3 separate regions of the Homo sapiens genome follow, and all the other regions are linked to region 2. A link is a contact called in ENCODE Hi-C or POLR2A ChIA-PET data. All regions are on one chromosome and are shown on one strand. The core of a region is the stretch at or near the end of the contact, and the rest is flanking DNA. Distances in the headings are between cores, read along the strand shown.

Region 1 (4,160 bases), core at 434-2,933, 210 kb before region 2:
TGTGCCAGGTGAGGGGCTTGTGAGTCATTTTTGTCTCCATTTGAGGAAGAGTGGTATTCGTTGTGACTAGGAGCAAGGGAAAGTGGAGTTATTTTTGTTTGTGCAAATTATTTTCTATATTTAACTCAAGCATTAATGTATAACCAGAAATTTAAAGATGCATGTTGTTGCAAGAGCAACATAATGGTGATTTTGAGGTCTTTTTCTGAACACAAGTGGCACATTTTAAATTTCAAGTCTTCAAAGTGCCTAAGGATTATTTAGTTCTCCCTCAACTGATTTTTTGAGCCATATATTTCCTATTTTAAATGTTTGCGGAATCGCCAGTCTTCCTTTGAAAGAAACAGCCCCCAGAATTCTAAATGACACGATTATAGAAGACAGTAGAATGTGTTACCATAAAGACTGAAGATATTTTAGTTGTAAAACCATGTGAACAAGGGCTTTTGCCCTATTGTATCTAAGTATTTCAGTGCACAACTTGTTAAACCATGTTGCTGCTGTTTCTAAGCCCTCCACCAACTGAACTTTCATGTTTAGCATTGTAGAGGCAGAAATAACATACTAGGTTTTTTTTTTCTTTCATTGATTTTTCTCCTGGTGATAATTTCCCAGCCTTGTGTCTTTTAGCTGTTGTGTATACAAATTTAGAATTAAAATGTTTTCTATTTTTTTCATGATTAACTTAGTGAATAACTTAAATCCTTAATCCTCGTAGTGGTTAGAAAGATGAGGAGACTTTTTTGACTTACATTTGTAAATGAAAACAAGTCTGTGAATATTCAGATGACTACTTCGAAGTAATTCAGTTTTTTTATTAGTATTTTTCCAGCTTATGTTTTCCCATGAGCTATTTTACTTTGCTGAATTTTGTGGGTAATTTGGTGGATATATCCTGCCTTATTTAGGATTATAGCTGGATAAGAAAATTGCCTTTTCATTGTAAGTGCCCAGTTTTGGTCTCTAGTTTGAAGGTACTACATACTGCCGATAAAGGAAAACACTCCCCTACACCCCAGTTTTTGTGTTACCAAGAAAAAAAAAACAGTATTGGTTTCATAGTAGGACTCAACCAGAATTGGTCCTACATATATGTGAGTGTTCAGTTTTTGCAAATAAGGTTTTTGAGTGTGATAAAACACTACAGAAGTGCTAAGTGTATTGAGAATTTGCTGCTGATTGTATTTATAACAATTACTTGACGTTTGCAGAAATTTAGCACTTTCCCTCCAAATTTATAGGTGTAAGAGAAGCGGGGGCAAGGTGCACCACATTTTAAAACTGCAAATGTGTGAAAATTTATTTAGAGATTCAGATTCCTAAAAGGAAATTTCACCACCCAAGTCATGCACTTCTTAGCCTTTTACAAGCCAACAGACTGACATGAAGATTGTTCACAGTTCCTAAGATTTAGCACATATACAAAAATAAAACTTTATAAATTCAATTTCGGTTTTCCCTTTATTTATTAATACAAGATTTCTAAACAAGGTAGATGTGTAATAGAGCTGAAGGGAATTTTTTAAAGGGAAATGTTTATGAGGAATTCAGCCATCATTGTGTATATCCAAAGTGGATTCACACCTAAGGACCTCAAAGAAATGAGTTGTGATCTAATTGCAGACTTTAGAGTTAAAACTAAGATTCAGCAAACTGTGGTGTTTCAGTTCTCTTAAACTGGAAATAAAGCAGACCACATGTTTTGAGGGGAGCCACAGAAGTGAAAGTTAACTCTCTAGCAAGTTCCATCTGCTGTTTTTTAGTGTCTAGAAATAGCTCTTTGTTGTCATGTCCCAGGGAAATTAAGATTTCCTCAGAAACCTGGAGGTGCTTTCCTAAAGTTGGGTTACTTCAAGAACTGCTAAAAGACAAATCTCAGATTTTCACTGGATTTAATTTCACTGATTTTTTTAAATAGAAAACTAATATTTAACTTTTCTGCAATTTGGAAAACTCCCTCCAGTTGGATTAGACTGTATTTTAAGTATTTTTAGCTACATGAGTACATCTAACTGAAAATCTACATCACCACCAATATTTTGAATTGTTTCTTGTAATCTGGTAACTTAGAGATAGGCAAAAAGTTGACATCTTTATTTTTATCTGTACCTGAAAGTTTAGATACTCTTACTAAAGTTGGGGTTACATAAAACGTTTCAGTAACTTTAGGGAGGTAAAATCTCAAGAGAAATTTCTTAAATTACACCAAAAAACTTTCCTAAATAGAACACGTTTCAGAGCCATTTAAATAAAGGTTGATTATTTTAAGGTCATTCTATTTAAATGGTCAAAACTCAAGAGTAAAATAGGAATCATTTTAGCCATCTGAGAAAACAAGTCTCATTCTGATCCATTAACATTAGACAATATACTGCATTTCAACAAATCCAAGATGCCATTGGTTACAAGGCGCCTCAGCAAGCAAAATCACTGACTTTCATGGATATTAAAACGTGGGGTATCCCATCTGGTAGTAATCCTTGTCATGACAAACGTCTTTTCACATCTGGAAATAGGTTTTTGTAGTGGGCTTTTCTCACATTGCTTTTTTTTCCATTAGTGGAACTTAGAAACCCTATTTTTATGTGTAATTGCTAACAAAGCTGGCCAATTTACAAGTTTATGAAGAAATGGCTTGATGGAACTGAACCTTTGAGGAGTCACCGAATTATTAATGAAGTGCCCTGTGTAAGCGGTCTTCTTGAGATAGTTTTGTGTCGTAGCTTCTGGTTTTCACATGCATTATAGTTAAGACACCAAGTGGACTTTCTTGCTCTGCCAGTATGGTTCAGCTGCCCTGGACTAGTCTCTGCCTGTCAAAGCACTCCCTATGTTAGAAAATGAGTATAGAGGCCAGGCGTGGTGGCTCACGCCTGTAATCCCACCAGTTGGAAAGGCCGAAGCGGGTGGATCACCTGAGGTCGGGAGTTCGAGACCAGCCTGGCCAACATTGTGAAACCCTGTCTCTACTAAAAATACAAAAATTAGCTGGGTGTGGTGGCGCACGCCTGTAATCCCAGCTACTCAGGAGGCTGAGGCACGAGAGTAACTTGAACCAGAGGCAGAGGTTGCAGTGAGCCGAGATGGGGCCACTGCACTGTAGCCTGGGCGACGGAGTGAAACTCTCAAAAAAAAAAGAAACTGGCTTCTGTAGCCTTCCCAGCACTAGCCAAACTCCTCAAAGGTAAGCAAGTGGGGGCCACCTTGCAAGATAGTAAGAATTGTGTTCATTTTCTATTTATATTCAACCCTATAGATGTGTTTAAAAAACAAAATATTCCAAATAGGTACTTTGGGTATTGGAACATTTTTTTCCATGGAGTCCTTTTTAGCAATTCAGTTGCATCAGGAATAGAAATGTATTCTTAACAGTGTTGCTGCTGTGTCTCTTAAATCACTTGCCATTAATTATCTTATGTTCTCATCTAATTCTTCCCCCACCCATTAAAACATTGGTACACCTTTGGAGTTCAGAAGTAAGGATGATTTTGGCTGGGTCTTAATTCCCATGCTGCTGGGACCAGAGAGAAGAAAGGATATGCTTCATGGAGGTTCAGAATTGCATTCCCTTCTGACCCACCAACTACTGCCTGCACGATAGCTGTTAACAAGAGGAAGCATTTGCAGGATGTCAAGGAAATGAGTCAACATTTAGGGCACATGGTATGTTGAGGGAAAGTCCTTCAGAATCCATTTTCCTCAGGTGTCTATATGTTTAGGATGTGGCCCTTATTTCTTGATGTAAACTAGTGTTTTCTGCTGGGTGATTAAGGAAACAACTTTTTCAGGCTGTGTTTAAAATCAGTCAGAAACCTAGATGGGACTGCTTAAATTTGGTAAGTTAGTACCATTAAGTTGGGTTTTTGTTTTGTTTTGTTTTGTTTTTGAGACAAAGTCTAGCTCTGTCAGCAGTGGCGCAATCTCGGCTCAGTGCAAGCTCCACCTCCCAGGGTCACGCCATTCTCCTGCCTCAGCCTCCCGAGTAGCTGGGACTACGGGCACCCGCCAACGTGCCCAGCTAATGTTTTTGTGTTTTTAGTAGAGACGGGGGGTTTCACTGTGTTAGCCAGGATGGTCTCGATCTCCCGACCTTGTGATCTGCCCACCTCGGCCTCCCAAAGTGCTGGGATTACAGGCGTGAGCCACCGCGCCCGGCTAAG
Region 2 (3,979 bases), core at 1,183-3,682:
ATGAACAATATGAATTTAACAGACTTATGGAGAGATTAGAGATGGGACAAGTTAATATTGTCTCTTTTCAAGTGTACATAGATCATACCATCTGCAAACAAACGAACATATAAAAAAACTAAGATCCTATATTGGACAATAAAGACTCATTCTTTCATTAGTTTAGCACACATTAACCAGTTTATTCAATGTATTAGGTTGTTTTGGTATTCACAGAAAGGCAGAAACACCATCCACCAAATGGTCAAACCACAGGTCAATAAAATTAAAAAAAAAATAAAAGCAAGTAGGGCTCGGTGGCTCACGCCTGTAATCCCAACACTTTGGGAGGCCGAGGTAGGCAGATCACCTGAGGTCAGCAGTTTGAGACCAGCCTGGCCAATATGGTGAAACCCTGTCTCTACTAAAAATACAAAAATTAGCCAGACATGGTGATGCACGCCTGTAATCCCAGCCTCTGAGTGGGAGGCTGTGGCAAAAGAATTGCTTGAACCTGGGAGGCGGAGGTTGCAGTGAGCCGAGATCGTGCCACTGCACTCCAGCCTGGGTGATAGAGTGAGGCTCAAAAAAAAAAAAAAAAAAGTACAATTCAATAGCAGTAGGTACACTTACATTGTTGTGCAACCATCACCACTATCCTTCTCTAGAATGCTTCCCTCATCTCACACTGAAGCTCTATACCCTTTAAACTATAACTCCTGATTCTCTCCTCTCTCCAGGAAATTCACTTTTGAGCTTAAACTGTTTTGAGTTAGATACTTGTACCTTGCAATCAAGAGTCAACTAACATAACTTTGTAAGAGAATATATATAATATATAGAATATATATATATATTCTATATATAATATATAGAATATATATATATTCTATATATAATATATAGAATATATATATTCTGTCTCTATATATTCTCTATATATATATTCTCTATATTCTCTATATATTCTATATCTATATATTCTATATCTATATTCTATATCTATATATTCTTTATATTCTATATATATTCTTATCTATATTCTATATATATTCTTATCTATATTCTATATATATTCTTATCTATATTCTATATATATTCTTATATATATTCTATATATTCTTATATATTTTCTATATATATTCTTATATATTTTCTATATATATTCTATGTATATTCTATATATATTCTATATATGGATTACATATAATCTCTATATATTCTATATATATGGATTATATATAATCTCTATATATTCTATATATATGGATTATATATAATCTCTATATATTCTATATATATTCTATATATATATTCTATATATATATTCTATATATATTCTATATATATATTCTATATATATTCTATATATATTCTATGTATAATCTATATGGATTATATATATTCTATGTATATTCTATATATATTCTATATATACAGGTGAGGTGGCTCACACCTGTAATCCCAGCACTTTGAGAGGCCAAGGTGGATGGATCATCTGAGGTCAGGAGTTCGAGACCAGCCTGACCAATATGGTGAAACCCCATTTCTACTAAAAGTACAAAATTAGCCAGGCATGGTGGTGCATGCCTTTAATCCCAGCTACTTGGGAGGCTGAGGCAGGAGAATCACTTGAACCCAGGAGATGGAAGTTGCAGTGAGCCAAGATCATGCCATGGCACTCTAGCTTGGGCAACAAAAGTGAAACTCCATCTCAAAACAAACAAGCAAACAAATATTCTCTGCTGGGTACAGTGGCTCACGCCTATAATCCCAACACTTTGGGAGGCCAAGGGAGAAGGATAGTTTGAGTTCAGGAGTTCAAGACCAGCCTGAGCAGCATAGTGAGACACTGTCTCAACAAAAAAAAATTTTTAAATTTAGGCAGACATGGTGGTGCATGCCTGTAGTCCCAGCTACTCAGGAGGTTGAGGCAGGAGAATCTCTTGAACCTGGGAGGTGGAGGCTGCAGTGAGCTGAGATTGCAACACTGCACTCCAGCCGGGGCGACAGAGTGAGACTCTGTCTCAAAAAAACAAAAAACAAAAAAACAAAAAACCACAAAACACACACACATACACAAACAATAACTGGCCAGGCACGGTGACTCACGCCCTTAATCCCAGCACTTTGGGAGGCCGAGGCAGGTGGATCACCAGGTCAGGAGTTCAAAAGCAGCCTGGCCAAGATGGTGAAACCCCATCTCTACCAAAAATACCACGCCCGGCCCTTGGTGTAACTTTTATTGAAAAAAAAATCCAAGTGTAAGTGGTTACGCGAAGTGTAAACCCATATTGTTCAAGGGTCAACTGTATCGGGAAATGGAGAGACCTACTTTGTTTTTTGTTTGACATCTGCTGCAATGGGAGAGAAACCTACTTTGGATGCAATGTAAAGAACGATGATTTCAGAAGAGGCCCCAGGAAGGTGTATTTGTGGGCAGTGGGCAGAGCCTGTTGGTGAGCTAACCCTTCATTTACAGGTGACAAACAGGCCATGCGCACTACGCGGCCTGGTCAGGAGGACACGGCACTGGGAGATCTTCCCCAGGGTGTGACCTTTGGCAGGTTAGGTCCCCACCCTGGCATCCCTTCCAGCCCGGGCATTCTGCGACTCCAGGTGCGTGAGGAACGTTTCTGGCACCAGGCACGCCCTGGGACTTTCCCCAGCCCTGGCCCCCGCCCCCACCGAGTAGGTGCGGGTGCCGCGGCGGGGAGCAGACAGAGGTCCCGGGGCCGCCCCACCCCGACTCCCGAACCTCGGTGCCCTCTGGCGGCCACGCTGGGCAGGACCGGGCTCATCGGGGGCGTGGCTCGCCCCGGAGGCTCCGCCCCTTCTCCCCAGGGTGGGGCCGGGGTGGTGGTTACCGGCAGAGGCTGCAGAGGTTTCGCAAGGACGTGACCTTTATGGGAAAAAAAAACCACTGTGTCACGCACGGTTGCCAGCCGGGGCCAGCGAGCTGAACTAGTTTTCTGAAGCCCGCGGAGGGAGGAGCCAGAGCGGAAACGTCCAGCCCAGTGACTCGCTGCCTACTGCCCCTCCAGGACCGCGGCGGCGCGCCCTGAGCCCCGGGGCACCAGATGGGGCGCGAGCCCGCACCTAACTGTGTCCGGGCCTGCCGTTGGGGCGACGTCACTGTCACTACACTGGGAGTCAGCGGAATGAGGGCACTCTCGCCTCTCTTCCTCCTTCCTCCAATTCCAGAAATGAGGCCCGGGAGCCCAGGCTGATCCAATCCAACCCCACTGAGCTGGGGTTTGGATTGGAAGGGCGGATGTGAAACGACAGAAGTAGGATAGTTTGCGAATAAAGAACAAGGGAGTTGGGTGCTTTAGCCACAGAATAGGTTCAGCCAAGGTCATTTAGAGGTGCCCAGCAAGAGGGGAGTGGCTACCCCTCCCCCATCCTGATCTGAGGCATGCAGTGGGGACGTCGGGGGTGGCCACAGGGGCTGTGTGTGTCCTTATTAGGACCCGAGAAAAACCCAGGGACTGGGAGGCAGGAGGACAGGGTACCCACTGGGTCCCAGCTCCACCTTCATATGTCACTCTGGGGAGCAGGTCACTTAATCTCTCTGGGCCTCAGTTTCCTCACTTGAAGAATGAGGGGTCTGGACAAGATTATGGAATATGTTTCGAGTACAATCAGGCCTAGGAACTGAAAGTCCCTGTCCTGACACCATCCAGTAAGTCAGAGAAAAAGGAAGGGTAAGAGGCCAAGGCTGTCACTCACCCGGTTCTCTTTCTATAGCTCCCTTACAAATTCTCACATGGGCTTCAATTCCCTTCAGCAAACAATTGTGCACTTCCGCCTGTGTGCCAAACCCAGGCTTGGGCCCAGCTTTGTGGGGCCTGGGGCAAGAGTACGCACGGAGGACCACACACTGTATGTCTGAATATTTAAAAGCTACACATCAAGCTAAAAAACTGTTAAATAAAACATGTTCTATCCTCCTATCTGAGCAGATATACCTTCATAACAATCTGGAAGGTTAAATTCA
Region 3 (4,326 bases), core at 1,195-3,694, 250 kb after region 2:
TGCCCAGCTAAGAACATACATTTCTAACAAGCTTCTGAGTGGTGTTGACGCAACTCGTTTGGGACCCCTGTTTTGAGAACCACTGGACTAAGGAAATATACTAGGACTGTTGGCAGCCCAGGGGCCCACTTGAGGTTTGTAGTCATGAATTTGAAGTGAGACCAATCAGCATCATTGAGTGTTTGTATCCAGCAGTCCTCATTTTACATGGCAAGGTTCAGGCCTGGAGTAGGTGGTGAGCTGAATTTAACCAGGGTTGGGATTTAAAGAGAACAGTGATATCAGTAATAGATGGCACCAAACAAGCGTATACATTTGTTCTTTTCTACTTCTATCTTAATATAAATACCTTATAATCCCAACAAGAGAAAGAGGAAGCGTGAAGGGAAGAGGACATATCGAAAATGAGCTAAGAACGCAGAGACAAACCAGAATGTTCAGAATGAACAGGAAAAAGCTTATATAAAGAAAGAACTAGAAAAAGATTATACTCAAATCTGGTGGTAGCTGTGCTGACTCACATTGAGGAGAAAATGTGGTCACAATATGAGGAAACTGAAGATTAAAACAATTAGTGTTTTGAAAAGGGTTGTCTTAGGTGTAGGAAAATAATATAGAAAAAAATATATTCATGCTAGATTATATGAAATAGAATGCACGTAGTTAAATGCCTATTTAGTCATTAAAAAATTCCTGCTAGGATCTTGAAGAGATATATGCATACTCATGTTCACTGCAGCATTATTCACATTAGTCAAGAGGTGGAAGCAACCCAAAAATCCATCAACAGATGAATGCATAGGGAAAATGTGGTGCATATACAGTGGAATATAATGCAGTTTGATAAAAGAAGGAAATCCTGTAACATGCTGCAACGCAGATGAACCTCGAGGATATGACACCAAGTGAAATAAACATGTCACAAAAGGACAAATACTGTGTGATTCCACTCATATGAAGTGTCCAAAGTAGTCCAAATCAATGAAACATAAAGAATCATGATTGTCAAGGGCAGGGGGAGAGGAGAGAAATCGTTTAGTGGTGAAGAGTTTTAGTTTTGCACGATGAAAAACTTCTAGAAACTGTTGCACAACAATGTGAATATACTTAACACTATTGAATTGTATACTTAAAAATGGTTAAGATGGGGCTGGGCGCAATGGCTCACACCTGTAATCCCAGCACTTTGGGAGGCTGAGGTGGGTGGACCACCTGAGGTCAGGAGTTTGAAACTAGCCTGGCCAACATGGCAAAACCCTGTCTCTATTAAAAATACAAAATTAGCCGGGCATGGTGGTGCATGTCTGTAATCCCAGCTACTTGGGAGGCTGAGGCAGGAGAATCGCTTGAACCTGGGAGGTGGAGGCTGCAGTGAGCCGAGATTGTGCCATTGTACAATCTCTTGTCGCCTGGGCAACAAGAGCGAAACTCCGTCTCAAAAAAAAAAAAAAAAAAAAAAGTTAAGATGGTAAATTTAATGTTACATATTGTACCACAATAAAATAAAATCCTGCCAATACAACAATATTGCAGGACTAATACAGCAACCACCTTCCTTCTCAGAGGTTCTAAGGGGAAGTAAGAGCTACAAAACATTTTTATTCTATTAATTTAAAAATATCCTGTCCCATAAATCATATTTATAACAAACAAAAAGCTCTGGAGAATATAATGTTCAGAAGAGTGTACCCAGAAATAATTAGAATGTTAGATACAGCCCAATGAGTCAAATATTTAGTGCAAACAAGCTGCAGGATAACAATTATGGGGAGAATAAAAACTAACTTCTTCATTTCAAATGACAACAAAAAAAGGGAAATAACACTAAACTGCAGGGCCAGCAGTTACATAGATGGACAGATAGTGGTTAAATTTTGGACTAGGATCAAAACCAAGACTGCAGAATCCCATCATTATTTCGCTTAAAATACAGGTGATGTTTTAATTTGCTCGGGAGAGTTTATCATAGTGATCAAAAGGGGAGAACACCATCAGAAATCTCATCTAGTCCTAATAATACAAGTTTGTTTTAGCAAAGGTCTTAAAGGAATACATGAAAATATGCTAAAATAATGTACAGATGAAAACTTAAGAAACAGAAATTCAGTGCTTGTGCTTTGAAAGTCCATATAGCATATTATGTATCATTTCTTACAAAACACAGAAAATACATATTTCTGCTTAGAATTTATAAAACTTTTAAATTTTGAGCGGGGGGAGGAAAACATTCCACAATTGTCAAGTTGGAAGGTATTCATAAAGAAGATATAAATAATTTCCTAAAGTTCAGTGTTGGTTGAGCTTAAAGTTGTTCCATGGTAGTAGGGCTTTTTAATATTTTCAAAAGGAATCTGAGAGTTGTCATACCGAAAAAAGAAAAAAAAAAAGAGGGGGAAAAAAAAAACCCTACCACCACATATGAACATAAAAAAGAAGAGAACCCCAACCAATTGCACCACGACCGGATGGAAGAGCCCAGCTGACACAACCAAGACGAGTCTCAGTGTCTAGGGAAGCTTGGGGTTCTGCTCCTTTTACTTCAGGCGAACCTGAACTGTGAGTATTTCTTGATTTCGGCTACATAAATGAACCTTTATTTCAGCTAAAATTTGATTATCTGAACATTCAAAGTGAAACGTGATTCATGGTGATAAGGCTACTCTAATGTCAGCAGTTATTCGCTTTTAGAACTACTGAGTAAATTGCTTGAATGACACCTCTGCCTTGATTTCAAATGAGACTGTCTTTTTAGTTACTTTAAGTACTTTAAGACATTCAAGGTATTTAAGCTCCTACTGTCAATATAGTCACATTGTTGATACTGCATTTGGATACTGCCATCAAGATTTTGCAGATCTACTTGCATGAATTAAAAGTTATTTTCATATGCAATACATTTTATTTCTAATGTATTATAAATTATAACTTATTGACTTTAAGTTATGCTGTCTCCCTATTTTAAATTACTGTCTTTTCTTTATTATATTATTACTATTTTATAGTATTACCAGACCATATAACATTTAAGTTTGGTGTTTCAGAAGTAAATAAGGTGAATATTAGATAAGAGAGAAAGCAAAATATGCTTTAGTTCAAATAATAATTTTTTAAAATGTGTTTCTAGGGACACAGTTAAATTTGTAACAAAACCTAACACACTATTAATAGTATTATTTCCAAAGTAATATGTTTTCAATTTTCATTTTTTATACAGCAGTTAATGCAATTTTGAAGCATGCCCTGAATAGATTCAGTCATTATCAAGTCAAACTAAAAACGGTGAAAGGTTGCGACTATTACCAAATAGGTATGTATTTCAACATAGCAATGTGATATTTTCACAAACATACCCAAACTGCATTTTAAAAGCTTCTGCTCATCTGGAGTCACAGTGGAATCTGTTGGGTCCTGCCCTCTGGGTCCAGTACTCCTACATGAGCCAGTTGAAAAAAAACTGCAGGAGTAGGTGGTGGTGCGGGGGTACAATGCACTAATACTAGGTTTTTGAACTTGTGAATAGGATTTGCCAAGTAACAACATTTAAAAAACACTATCTACTATTACAAAACTATTGTGACCACTTCAATATAGCACATGGGTCACAAGTAATGCCCACTGGGAAATTAATCCCCTATGTAAACACAGTGGTTTGTTTCTTGTCTTCACAAGCAATTCTTAACATATCAAACAGGTAGTTTAAAAAATATCAGTAAATAGCCTTATATAGTGAATGACATTGTAATGTACTAACCAACTTCAAAGGAGAAAAAAAAACAGTCACCAAGTTTAAAACAGAATGTAATTGTGATTTTTAATTAAAAAAAAAATTTTTTTTTGAGACAGACTCTCGCTCTGTTGCCCAGGCTAGAGTACAGTGGCATGAACACAGCTCACTGCAGCCTCTGTCTCCCGGGTTCAAGCAATTCTCCAGCCTCAGCCTCCGGAGTAGCTGGGACTACAGGTGCGTGCCACCACGCCCTGCTAATTTTTTTTTTTTTTTTTGGTATTTTTTAGTAGAGGCAGGGTTTCGCTATGTTGGCCAGGCTGGTCTCGAATTCCTGGACTCCAGTGATTTGCCTGCCTCGGCCTCCCAAAGTGCTGGGATTACAGGCATGAACCACTGCTCCCGGCCAATTTTTTTTTTTTTTATGTTCTTTTTTTTTGAGACAAGGTCTTACTCCGTCACCCAGGCTGGAGTACAGTGGAGTGATCTAGGATCACTGCAACCTCTGCTTCCCAGGCTCAAGCGATCCTCCCACCTTAGCCTCTCGAGTAGCTGGGACTATAGGCGCACGTCACCATACCCGCTAATTTTTATACTTTTTG

The links. Hi-C counts contacts between places; a loop is a spot of excess contacts on that map. ChIA-PET counts read pairs that join two places held with the same protein, here RNA polymerase II (POLR2A). Pooled maps may share reads with other maps.
Region 1: a loop to region 2 is called in a map with no recorded cell type, with 10 times the contacts of the local background. The contact joins two enhancer-like sites. A Hi-C loop is called at or near these places in 1 of 37 single-sample maps with no recorded cell type and 2 of 50 pooled maps. POLR2A ChIA-PET finds 5 or more read pairs at or near these places in 2 of 52 experiments (Panc1 and activated CD4-positive, alpha-beta T cell).
Region 3: a pooled map shows a loop between it and region 2 (3-fold over the local background). The contact joins the promoter of GPR34 here to the enhancer-like site in region 2. A Hi-C loop is called at or near these places in 1 of 37 single-sample maps with no recorded cell type and 4 of 50 pooled maps.

Annotation. Positions count from the first base shown.
Region 1 is chrX:41,235,133-41,239,292 of GRCh38, forward strand. It overlaps USP9X (ubiquitin specific peptidase 9 X-linked), which reads left to right. Exons shown (of 45, transcript NM_001039591.3): 45 at 1-1,447. Among named protein-coding and RNA genes, the nearest start is that of LINC02601, 39 kb to the right of the region's middle. Within about 2 kb of position 1,684, at least 2 of the 41 ENCODE cell types and tissues checked have a DNase peak (open chromatin) inside an H3K27ac peak, as active enhancers do.
Region 2 is chrX:41,439,604-41,443,582 of GRCh38, forward strand. No RefSeq gene overlaps it. Among named protein-coding and RNA genes, the nearest start is that of NYX, 5.8 kb to the right of the region's middle. RefSeq lists enhancers at 2,427-2,476, 3,417-3,486 and a silencer at 2,587-3,096. Within about 2 kb of position 2,433, at least 23 of the 41 ENCODE cell types and tissues checked have a DNase peak (open chromatin) inside an H3K27ac peak, as active enhancers do.
Region 3 is chrX:41,686,529-41,690,854 of GRCh38, forward strand. It overlaps GPR34 (G protein-coupled receptor 34), which reads left to right and starts at 2,445. Exons shown (of 3, transcript NM_001097579.2): 1 at 2,445-2,556; 2 at 3,215-3,307. All of the region lies in intron 5 of CASK (calcium/calmodulin dependent serine protein kinase), which reads right to left.